Regions from separate parts of the Homo sapiens genome. Here region 2 is linked to region 1. Evidence: chromatin loops called from intact Hi-C (ENCODE). Cell type or tissue: CD4-positive, alpha-beta T cell. All regions are shown on one strand. Links, peaks and the distances in the headings refer to the core of each region. The heading gives the core; the rest is flanking DNA.

Region 1 (5,379 bases), core at 146-5,145:
TGAGGTTAGTTTTATTTTATTTTATTTTATTTATTTTGAGATAGGGTCTTGCTCTGTCAGCCAGGCTAGAGTCCAGGGGTGCAATCTCGGCTTACTGCAACCTCCACGCACGCCAGGACTCAAGTAATTGTCCCACCTCAGCCTCTGCAGAGGCTGGGACCACAGGTTTGCACCACCATGCCTGGTTCTTTTTTGTTGTTTTTTTTTTGGAGGGAGAATCTCACCATGTTTCCCAGGCTGATCTCCAACTCCTGAGCTCAAGCAATCCACCCACATTGGCATCCCAAAGTGCTAGGATTACAGACACGAGCCACAGCACCCAACCTAGTTTCATTTTCTGATTACAGAAGTGTATTTCTTTTTAACAATGCATTCAGCTTTACATAAATGAATGCTTTGTGCATACATTTCTGTATAAATGTTATATATCAATAAAAAATTATATAGTACTTTTTTTGTTGTTGTTTGTTTTTTGGGTTTTTTTTTTTGTTTTTTTTTTGAGACAGAGTTTTGCTCTTGTTGCCCAGGCTGGAGTATAATGGCGTGATTTCAGCTCACCGCAACCTCCGCCTCCCATGTTCAAGCGATTCTCCTTGCCTCAGCCTCCCAAGTACCTGGGATTACAGGCATGCACCACCACGCCTGACTAATTTTGTATTTTTAGCGGAGACAGGGTTTCTCCATGTTAGTCAGGGTGGTCTCGAACTCCCGACTTCAGGTGATCTGCCTGCCTCGGCCTCCCAAAGTGCTGGGATTACAGGCATGAGCCATCGCGCCTGGCCCATAGTACATATTTGAACAAAATGCTAACTTAGTATCTCAGAATAATGGCAACATTTTTTTGTTTGTTTTATGGTGGAACACACACACTCAGGGCATAATTATACAGCTTCTAATATTCCAAAAAGAGTATTCAAGCCCTTTTTGTTTGTTTGTTTGAGACAGAATCTCGCTCTGCTCTGTCGCCCAGGCTGGAGTGCAGTGGCACGATCTTGGCTCACTGCAACCTCCACCTCCCGGGTTCAAGCGATTCTCCTGCCTCAGCTTCCCGAGCAGCTGGGACTACAGGCACGTGCCACCATGCCCGGCTAACTTTTTTTGTATTTTTAGTAGAGACGGGGGTTCATCGTGTTAGGCAGGATGGTCTCAATCTCCTGATCTCATGATCCGCCTGCCTTGGCCTCCCAAAGTGCTGGGATTACAGGCGTTAGGCACCGTGCCCAGCCAAGCCTTAACTCCTGAATGAGACCATACGTCTTTTTATTTTAGCCCCAATTCGGTACATGGCATGTTTTTAATTTTAGGGGAATGCAACCTTTATTCTAGAAAATTTTTCCCTCACAGTAACGATCACCAATGTCAGGGCACCTACATTGGCCAATGTCAGGGCCTTGTGTGCACTCAGTATATATACAACTGGGTTGGTTCAGGAACAAAACCAATAGCGACGTTGGTTGTGCATAGAACAATAATTTGGTAATATTGGTAAGACAAAGCCATGACTTAGCGGCAAACATTTTTTCATTCATTTGAGAAAAAATTTGCAACTAGTCACCTAAAAGTACTGGTTTACAGCACTGGCATTTGACCTTGGCTGCGCTCTGTCATCACCTAGAGATATTTACACTATTGCCCAGGTTCCATTGCAGGAATTCTGATTTAATTGGTATGTGGCAACTTGTGTTTGGGGGATTTTAAAAGACCTCCGAAGTGATTTTTACATGCAGACTCGGGTGAAAACAATTGGTTCAGGGTGAGGGATGTATTCACTGTGTGTGATTTCCAGGTGTGCTTCTGGAGCTTTGCCCCATGGCTGCTTCTGACTTTGAAATCTTCAACAGCAGCTCTGCCATTGTAAAAATCAAAATGCAGGCCAGGCAGGGTGGCTCACACCTATAATCTCAGCACTTTGGGAGGCCGAGGCGAGTGGATCACCTGAGGTTAGGAGTTTGAGACCAGCCTGGCAAACATGGCAAAACCCCATCTCTACTAAAAATTGAAAAATCAGCTGGGCATGGTGGTGCACGCCTGTATTCTCAGCTACTGGAGAGGCTGAGACACCAGAATCTCTTGAAGCCAGGAGGCTGAGGTTGCAGTGAGCCGAGATCACACCACTGCATTTCAGCGTGGGAAACAAAGTGAGACCATGTCTTAAAAAAAAAAAAAAATCAAAAGACAACTTCAAGATGTACTCAAATATTTTGCTAAATTGCAGCAGAATGAAATGTCTTCCGGCTGGGGTCGGTGGCTCACGCCTGTAATCCCAGCACTTTAGGAAGCTAAGGAGGATGGATCACCTGAGGTCAGGAGTTCAAGACCAGCCTGGGCAAGATGGCGAAACCCCGCTTCTACTAAAAATACAAAAAAATTAGCCGGGCGCGGTGGCAGGCGCCTGTAATCCCAGCTACTCGGGAGGCTGGGGCAGGAGAATCGCTTGAACCCGGGGGCGGAGGTCGCAGCGAGCTGAGATCGCGCCACTGCGCTCCAGCCTGGGCGACAGAGTGAGACTCTGTCTCACACACAAAAAAGCCTAAATTTAAAAATAATTATTCTATTCTTTTCATGTGTGAGCAGCCATATAGTATATTATTTACAAATATATGAGACCTTACACACAACGTTAAAGGCAAACACCTTCTGCGGTGTGCTTGGCTCAGCTCAGGCAGGAAGCCCTGCCTGAAAAGGCTGCACCTTCGGCTGTCACTCTGTCCTCATTCGGCCCAGCGTTTGGTTACATCTTCTGTCACTCAGGGCCTGAGGGCGGGGGGGGGGGGGGTCTTAAACGTTATCCATTCAGCGACGCTGGCCTGGGAACTGTCCAATCAGGCACGCAGCTGGAGCGGAAAGGGCGGCTTCCGGGATGTGGCGGGGTCTTTGTCTCTCGCTGCAGTCGGAGTATGGTCTAGTGTTCGCTGTTCTGCGTCCTCTGGTCCTAGAGGCCCATCCTCTGTGGCCCTGTGACCTGCAGGTATTGGGAGATCCACAGCTAAGACGCTAGGACCCCCTGGAAGCCTAGAAACGGTGAGAGTGCCGGGTCCGACATCCCGAGAGAGGGGAAGGGGCTGGTTGGAACCGGTGGCAAGAGGCTGTGGCGGGACTCAGGCCTCCCCGCAGTCGGCTCCACAATCTGCGCCCCAAGTTCGCCTTGCCCAGCCCAGCCTCAGTCCCCTTCAGCCATCAGATTGGCGGCTGCGCTGGCAGCCGGACCCCCGGGCGTCCTGTCTCTTCCCTGCGCAGTGACGGTGCCCTGGCCTGGAGCCCTCTCTGGGCAGCTCTGCACCCGCAGCGTCGTGTCTCTCCCAGATTGTGCAGGGACCACGGGAGGGTGGTCAGGGGAGAATCCTGACTCGGGGTGCGGGTTCACGAATGGGAAGAGCTTTGGTTTGGTTTATGGGGTTCCTAGTTCCTCTTTTCTTCTATTAAAAATTTATGGGAGTTATCGCGAAAATACTTAAAAATTTAAGCAAGGAGTGGTTCAAAAGTTATAGAGCACCCAGCTGTGGGTTGTAGTTTGTGGTCGGTCCATGGGAGGATCTTGAAGGAAAGATGCAGATGAAAATACCCAAATTCAATAATCGGTTAGGTATATTTACGTAGTTTCTTAATTTTCACCTTGAGCCTACAAATTTCCTGGTTGTGTAATCAGAGCTTACTTGGCAGTTTATCGTTAGTTAAGCCTGAATTTTGTTTCCCCCAATGTAGTAATTTCTAAAAAAAAAAAAATGCATTTGAGTTTGATTTTTTAAAATTAGGAATCCAAAGATTAGAGCCACCTCAGTCTATTTGCCGCCACATGGGGCTGATTTTCCCTGGCATTTTTCACATAGGTCCCAAGCAGGTTCTCAAGTCAACCCCCCACACCCCATTTCTCCAGCTTAACTCTGGCTTGCAGTAAAATACTGAATTTTCAGTTCCTTCTGAAAATCTCAAATGCCAACTTCTTTTCCCTAATTTACATTATTATTTGTCCTTTAGTGTACATTTTTCATACTGTATTTTAATTAATCATTTTTTGACAAAGCATTAGATGGCATATTTAAAAAGATATGTTTTCTGTTTGTAAATATTTCCCATGAGAAGAAAGCAAGGAATATCCCGATAGTGAATTGTAAAAAATCTCTGTGCCTCTTTTTCTTTTGTCTTCCCTAGGCATAAAGATCTTATGAGAATGTTTTAGTGTCAAGATGTTTTTATTTTGCAAACGTTATGGGGTGATTTGTGCTTAGCAACCCTGTCGTTTATTCTTGGTCCTGGCTTTCAGTACTGTCTCTGAATAAACCAAGATAACCGCTATGGCGATGTCTGCTAGAGTATCTAGTGAATATCAGCTCCTAAAGTCATTTTCTTTCGTAGGACAACCTGAGATATGGAGTGTAGCCTCTCAAGTGGATACCCTGGGGAAAAGATGAATCTCTTTTAACTTTTATTTTTGGTTCAGGGGTACACATGCAGGTTTGTTATACAGCTAAAATTGTGTCATGGGGGTTTGGTGTGCAGATTATTTTGTCACTGAGGTACTAAGCATAGCACCAAACAGGTACTTTTTCTGATCCTCTTTGTCCTCCCATTCTCCAACCTCAACTAGGCCTCACTGTCTGTTGTTCCCTCTTTGTGTTTACGTGTTCTTATTATTCAGCTCTTACTTAAATATTTTTTTTTTTTTGAGATGGAGTTTCGCTCTTGTTGCCCAGGCTGGAGTGCAATGGCGCGATCTCGGCTCACGGCAACCTCCGCCTCCCAGGTTCTAGTGATTCTCCTGCCTCACCCTCCCAAGTAGCTGGGATTACAGGCATGCGCCACCACTTCCAGCTAATTTTGTATTTTTAGTAGAGATGGGGTTTCTCCATGTTGGTCAGGCTGGTCTTGAACTCCCAACCTCAGGTGATCTGCCCGCCTCGGCCCAAAGTGTTGGGATTACAGGCATGAGCCACCGCGCCCAGCCTCAGCTATTACTTAGAAACAACATGCATTTGGTTTTCTGCTGCTACGTTAGTTTTCTAAGAATAGTGGTCTCCAGCTTCATCTATGTTGCTCTATGTTGCTTCAAAGGACATGATCTTCTGTGTGTGTGTGTGTGTGTGTGTGTGTGTGTTTGTGTGTGTGCGTGTGTGTATGTGTGTTTTAACGGCCACACAGTATTCCGTGATATTTATCTACCATATTTTATTTATTTATTTTTATTTTATTATTTTTTTTTTGAGATGGAGTTTTGCTCCTATTGCCCAGGCTGGAGGGCAATGGCACGATCTTGGCTCACTGCAACCTCTGCCTCCCGGTTCAAGCAATTCTCCTGCCTCAGCCTCCCAAGTAGCTGGGATTACAGGCATGCGCCACCACGCCCAGCTAATTTTTGTATTTTTAGTAGAGACGGGGTTTCAC
Region 2 (5,379 bases), core at 253-5,252, 580 kb before region 1:
AAATTTGGGACCTCAAGAGTGGGCTGTGATCATGTGGAAAGGTGACAATTTTTGCTGTTGGCTGGGTGTAAATGTGAGCCTCACAATCTTACCTGTGTACTAGGCTCTGCTAAGACTCTCTCAGTACCATCTGAGAGCTTTCTACAGTATTAACGAGTGTTGCAAACCACTCTGTGACCTTCATGATGGTAAGGACTCGTGATTGTACCTGTGGTTCTAAGCCCAGGTATGAGAGTCAACATCTCTATAATTGGCTGGTTCCAGATAAAAGAGTTCTCACCTGCTGTGGAGCTAGGTTAAAAATGAGTCACCATCTCAAGTGCAGCCAGATGTTCAACGATGACAGTTACAATTTCAACTGTAGACTGCATCCTCATGTGAGATTCAAGACCTTACCAGTAGGCTCTGTGCATGTGTCAGGTGACAATCCTAATAGATGATGCGGTGTGCATACAAGAAATGCAATGTCACCTGTGTGCTGGGCCCTGTGATGACACTCTCTGTACCACCTGAAGGGTTTATATGACATGCAAGAGAGTGGTAATCCACTATGACCTTCATACAAGGAGGAGACTGAGAATCTTACATATTTCCCTAAGCCTAGCTTTGAAAGACAGTATGTTCCCTATTTGTTGATTTGATATATGAGAGTTATCATCTCACCTGTGAGCTGAACAAATCCCACCTGTGCATAGACAGTGAGCAAGAGAGTCACATCATTTTGGTGCTAGGCCAGAGATATATCAAAATCTTTTCTCATGGCAGAAACTAGGAAGAAGAGTCACGTCACCTGGGTGCTTGGCCAGGGATATGTTACATTCCTGTTCTGAAAGGAGGGCACAGGCAGCAGAGTCACAGAATGTGGGTGCTGTGCCCAGTGATATGTCACAACGCTCCCTGTGAACAGGACCCAGGAAAAGAAAACACATCAACCTGTTGCTGGGCCAAATGTTATGTCACAATCTTTCCTGTTGGCAGGATGCAGGCAGCAGAAGAGAGTCACATCTCCTAGGTGATGAATGCAGAGATATGTCATGAGGCTTTTGAGAATGGTAGGGCTAACACCCTGTTTACAGGGAACAGACAGGTGCCTCCCATCTTCTAGGTGTTTGGTCTAGTCATATGTCACACTACTCAAAATATGTGGGGCCTCTGCAACATACAAGAGTCACGTTAACTATGTGCTAGGTCCAGGGATATGTCATCATCCCACATTTTGGCAGGGACATGACAGAGAAGAAGGACATATCACCTAAACCATAAATGTAAAAATATATCATAGCCAGGCACAGTGGCTTATGCCTGTAATTCCAGCACTTTGGGAGGCTGAGGTGGGCGGATCACTTGAGGCCAGGAGCTCAAGACCAGCCTGGCTTACATGGCAAAACCCCATCTCTACTAAAAATACAAAAAAATTAGCTGAGCATGGTGGTACACGCCTGTAATCCCAGCTATTCCGGAGGCTGAGGCACGAGAATCACTTCAATCCAGGAGGCCCGATGATTAGGTTCAAGGCCAAATAGCAAAATATGTTTGCATTTAATCTATTTTCTCTCTATATAAACACTGCAGGTCAAGAGTATGCACAGATATGAAGACTTAGAGTTTTCTTCTCCTCCGGACCTATCATCCTTTGCTCCCTTTCTGATCTCTGGAAGGAAGGTGGGCCAAAGGTGGCCAGCAGTTGTCTACTTGTGGTTAATTTATTCCTGCTGCCCTCTGCTCTTTCTATGGCCGCCATCTTTTCCATCCTCCAAACTGAAGAGAGATGTTGTTAGGAAGAGGCCCTTCCTTCACACTGGCAGAATAAATTTATTCAGGCCCTTTACCCACCCAACATCAGAGCTGCACTTCACGTGTGGCTCCTGAGTGCCTGGAATGTGGCTGGGTCTACACTGTGATGTGCTGGAAAGGCAAAAAACAGACTTAGTAGCCTGTGTGCGGTGGCTCACGCCTGTAATCCCAGCACTTTGGGAGGCCGAGGCAGGTGGATCACTTGAGGTCGGGAGTTCCAGACCAGCCTGACCAACATGGAGAAACCCCGTCTCTACTAAAAATACAAAAATTAGCCGGGCATGGTGGCAGATGCCTGTAATCCCAGCTACTCAGGAGGCCGAGGCAGGAGACTCACTTGAACCCAGGAGGCAGAGAACACACTTTGTGCCATTGCACTCCAGCCTGGGCAACAAAAGCGAAACTCCATCTCAAAAAAAAATAAAAAAAAAAAAACAAAAAAAACAAAAAAAAACAGACTTAGTTCCAATGATATAGTTCTAACTATATACATGCTACATTAATAATTACACATTGCTCATATAGTAATATTTTGGATATATTGGGTTACTGAAATTGTTACAATCAGTTTGACCTATTTCTTCTTTCTTTTTAAAGTTTGGCTACTAGAAAATTTAAAATTCACATTTGGCTCACATTCTATTTCAGAAGATTGCCTCCTTTTTTTTTTTTTTTTTTTGACGGAGCTTAGTTTCGCTTTTGGTGCCCAGGCTGGAGTTCAAAGCGATCTCGGCTCACTGCAACTCCTGCCTCCCGGGTTCACCTGTCTCGGCCTCCCCAGTAGCTGGGATTACAGGCACCCGCCACCATGCCCCGCTAATTTTTGTATTTTTAGTAGAGACGGAGTTTCATCGTATTGGTCAGGCTGGTCTCCAACTCCTGACCTCAGGTGATCCGCCGGCCTCGGCCTCCCAAAGTGCTGGGATTACAGGCGTGAGCCACCGCACCCGGCCATGATTGCCTCCTTCTTAAAATCTCAGGCTGCCTGATCAAAAAACCAGAAGCCAGGAAGGTCAGGAAAGCTGAAATTTTAAAATAGTTGTTATTAGATTATTTTTGTTTGTGAATAACAATATAGTGTATTTTTTTCTTTTCTTTTTTTTTTTGAGACAGAGTCTCACTCTGTGGCCCAGGCTGGAGTGCAGTGGCGCGATCTCGGCTTACTGCAATCTCCGCCTCCTGGGTTCAAGCGATTCTCCTGCCTCAGCCTCCGGAGTAGCTGGGACTACAGGCGTGAGCCACCGCGCCCGGCCATATTATGTATTATGTATAAACGCATATGACCTTACACACAAGGTTAAATGCAAATACCTTTGGGTTGGGCCTGGCTCAGCTCAGGGAGGAAAACCTGCCTGAAAAGGCTGGAGCTTAGGCTTTCACTCTTTCTTCATTCAGCCGAGCATCTGATCACGTCTCCTGTCACTCAGGGCCTAAAGGGGCGAGGCCTTAAACGTTATCCAGTCAGGGACGCTGGGCTGGAAACCGTCCAATCAGACACGAAGCTGGAGCGGACAGGGTGGCTTCCGGGTTTGGCGGGTACTTTGTCTCTCGCTCTAGCCCGAGCTGCAGGTCTCGTCTTCCCTGGTCTGTGTCCTCTTCTCCTAGGGGCCCAGCCTCTGTGGCCCTGTGACCTGCAGGTATTGGGAGATCCCCAGCTAAGACGCCAGGTCCTCCTGGAAGCCTAGAAATGGTGAGAGTGCTGGGTCCGACATCCTGGGAGAGGGGAAGGGGGTGGTTGGAACCTGTGGGAAGTCGCTGTGGCGGGACTCAGGCCTCCTTGCAGTCAGCCCTACCATCTGCGCCCGAGTTTTCCTTGGCCAGCTCGGCCTCGGTCCCCCTCAGCCATAAGATGGCGGCTGCGCTGACAGCCGGGACCCCGGGCGTCCTGTCTCTTCCCTGCGCAGTGACTGTGCCCTGGCCTGGATCCCTCTCTCGGCAGCTCTGCACCCGCAGCGCCGAGTCTCCCCAGGTTGTGCAGGGACCACAGGAGAGTCGTCAGGGGAGAATCCTGACTCGGGGTGCGGGGTTCATGAATGGGAAGAGCTTTGGTCTGTGGGGTTCTGAGTCTCTCTTTTCTCTTATTAAAAATATACAGAAGTCACCGCAAAAATATTAAAGAATTTAATTAAAGAGTGATTCAAAAATCCGGGCGCGGTGGCACACGCCTGTAATCCCAGCACTTTGGGAGGCCGAGGCAGGCGGATCACGAGGTCAGGAGATTGAGACCATTCTGGCCAATATGGTGAAACCCCGCCTCTACTAAAAATACAAAAATTAGCGGGCGTGGTGGCATGTGCCTATAATCCCAGCTACTCAGGAGGCTGAGGCAGGAGAATCGCTTGAACCAGGAAGTCAGAGGTTGCAGTGAGCCGAGATGGCGCCACTGCACTCCAGCCTGAAGACAGAGCGAGACTCCGTCTCAAAAAAAAAAAAAAAAAAAAAAAAAAAATTGTAAAGTACCCAGCTATGGTTTGTCATTTGTCGTCCATAGCAGGGGCTTGAAGAGAAGACTTTAATAACATGAGATAAAGAAAACCAAATTCAGTAATTGGTTAGATGCAGTTACATAGTTTGTTAATTTGTACTATCAAGGTGGACATTTCCTTGTTATGTAATCAGAGGTTAAATGGTAGTGTATAGTTGGCTACGCCTCAATTTTGTTTCCCCCAATTTAGTAATTTATAAAAACATGCGTTTGAGGCCGGCGCTGTGGCTCACGCTTGTAATCCGAGCACTTTGGGAGGCCCAGGCGGGCGGATCACTTGAGGTCGGGAGTTCGAGACCAGCCTTACCAACATGGAGAAACTCCGCCTCTACTAACAATACAAAATTAGCGGGGCGTGGTAGTGCATGCCTGTAATCCCAGCTACTCCGGAGGCTGAGGCAGGAGAATCGCTTGAACCCAGGAGGTGGAGGTTGCAGTGAGCCGAGATTGTGCCATTGCACTCCAGCCTGGGCAACAAGAGTGAAACTCCATCTCAAAAAAAACAAAACAAAACAAAAACCATGCATTTGAGTTAAATTTCTTTAAAGTAGAAATCCAGGGACTAGAGCCACCTCAGTCTAGTTGCCTGCCACTTAATTATTTTCACAAGCCACAGGGGACTAATTTTCCGCTGATTTGTTTTTCTTTTTTTTTTTTTTTAAGAAGGAGTTTCACTCTGTCACCCAGGCTGGAGTGCAGGGGCGAGATTTCTGCTCATTGCAACCTCCGCCTCCCAGGTTCAAGCTATTCTCCTGTCTCATCCTCCGGAGTAGCTGGGATTACAGGCACCCACCACCACACCTGGCTAGTTATTGTATTTTTAGTAGAGATGAGGTTTCATGTGGGCTAGGCTGGTCTCGAACTCCTAACCTCAGGTGATCCGCCTGCCTTGGCCTCCCAAAGTGCTGGGATTACAGGAGTGAGCCGCGTCCGGCCTTTTCCGCTGAATTTTTTACATGTGTCCCAAGCAGAGTCTCAAGTTTTACCCTCCTCCCCCTTCATCATTTCTTCAGCCTAACTCTGGATTGCAAAAATAGTAAATAATAAAATACTAAATTTTCAGTTTCTTCTGACATTCCCAAATGCCAGTTTTCCCTAAT

Evidence for each region. A loop is a pair of places that touch in the nucleus more often than their neighbours do. Peaks named below come from ENCODE experiments on the same cell type or tissue, not always from the same donor. Only the 100,000 strongest peaks of a DNase experiment are listed, where the experiment ranks them.
Region 2: a loop joins it to region 1, with 3 times the contacts of the local background. A loop is called at or near these places in 2 of 110 quality-filtered maps.

Annotation. Positions count from the first base shown.
Region 1 is chr19:22,631,454-22,636,832 of GRCh38, forward strand. ZNF492 (zinc finger protein 492) reads left to right here and starts at 2,871. Exons shown (of 4, transcript NM_020855.3): 1 at 2,871-3,021. In CD4-positive, alpha-beta T cell, for the core only: no CTCF peak of the experiment used is centred there; a DNase peak (open chromatin) is centred at 2,768; H3K4me3 peaks cover 1,401 bases; H3K27me3 peaks cover 248 bases.
Region 2 is chr19:22,049,152-22,054,530 of GRCh38, forward strand. ZNF257 (zinc finger protein 257) reads left to right here and starts at 3,333. Exons shown (of 4, transcript NM_033468.4): 1 at 3,333-3,484. The coding sequence starts at 3,482. In CD4-positive, alpha-beta T cell, for the core only: no CTCF peak of the experiment used is centred there; a DNase peak (open chromatin) is centred at 3,280; H3K4me3 peaks cover 1,374 bases.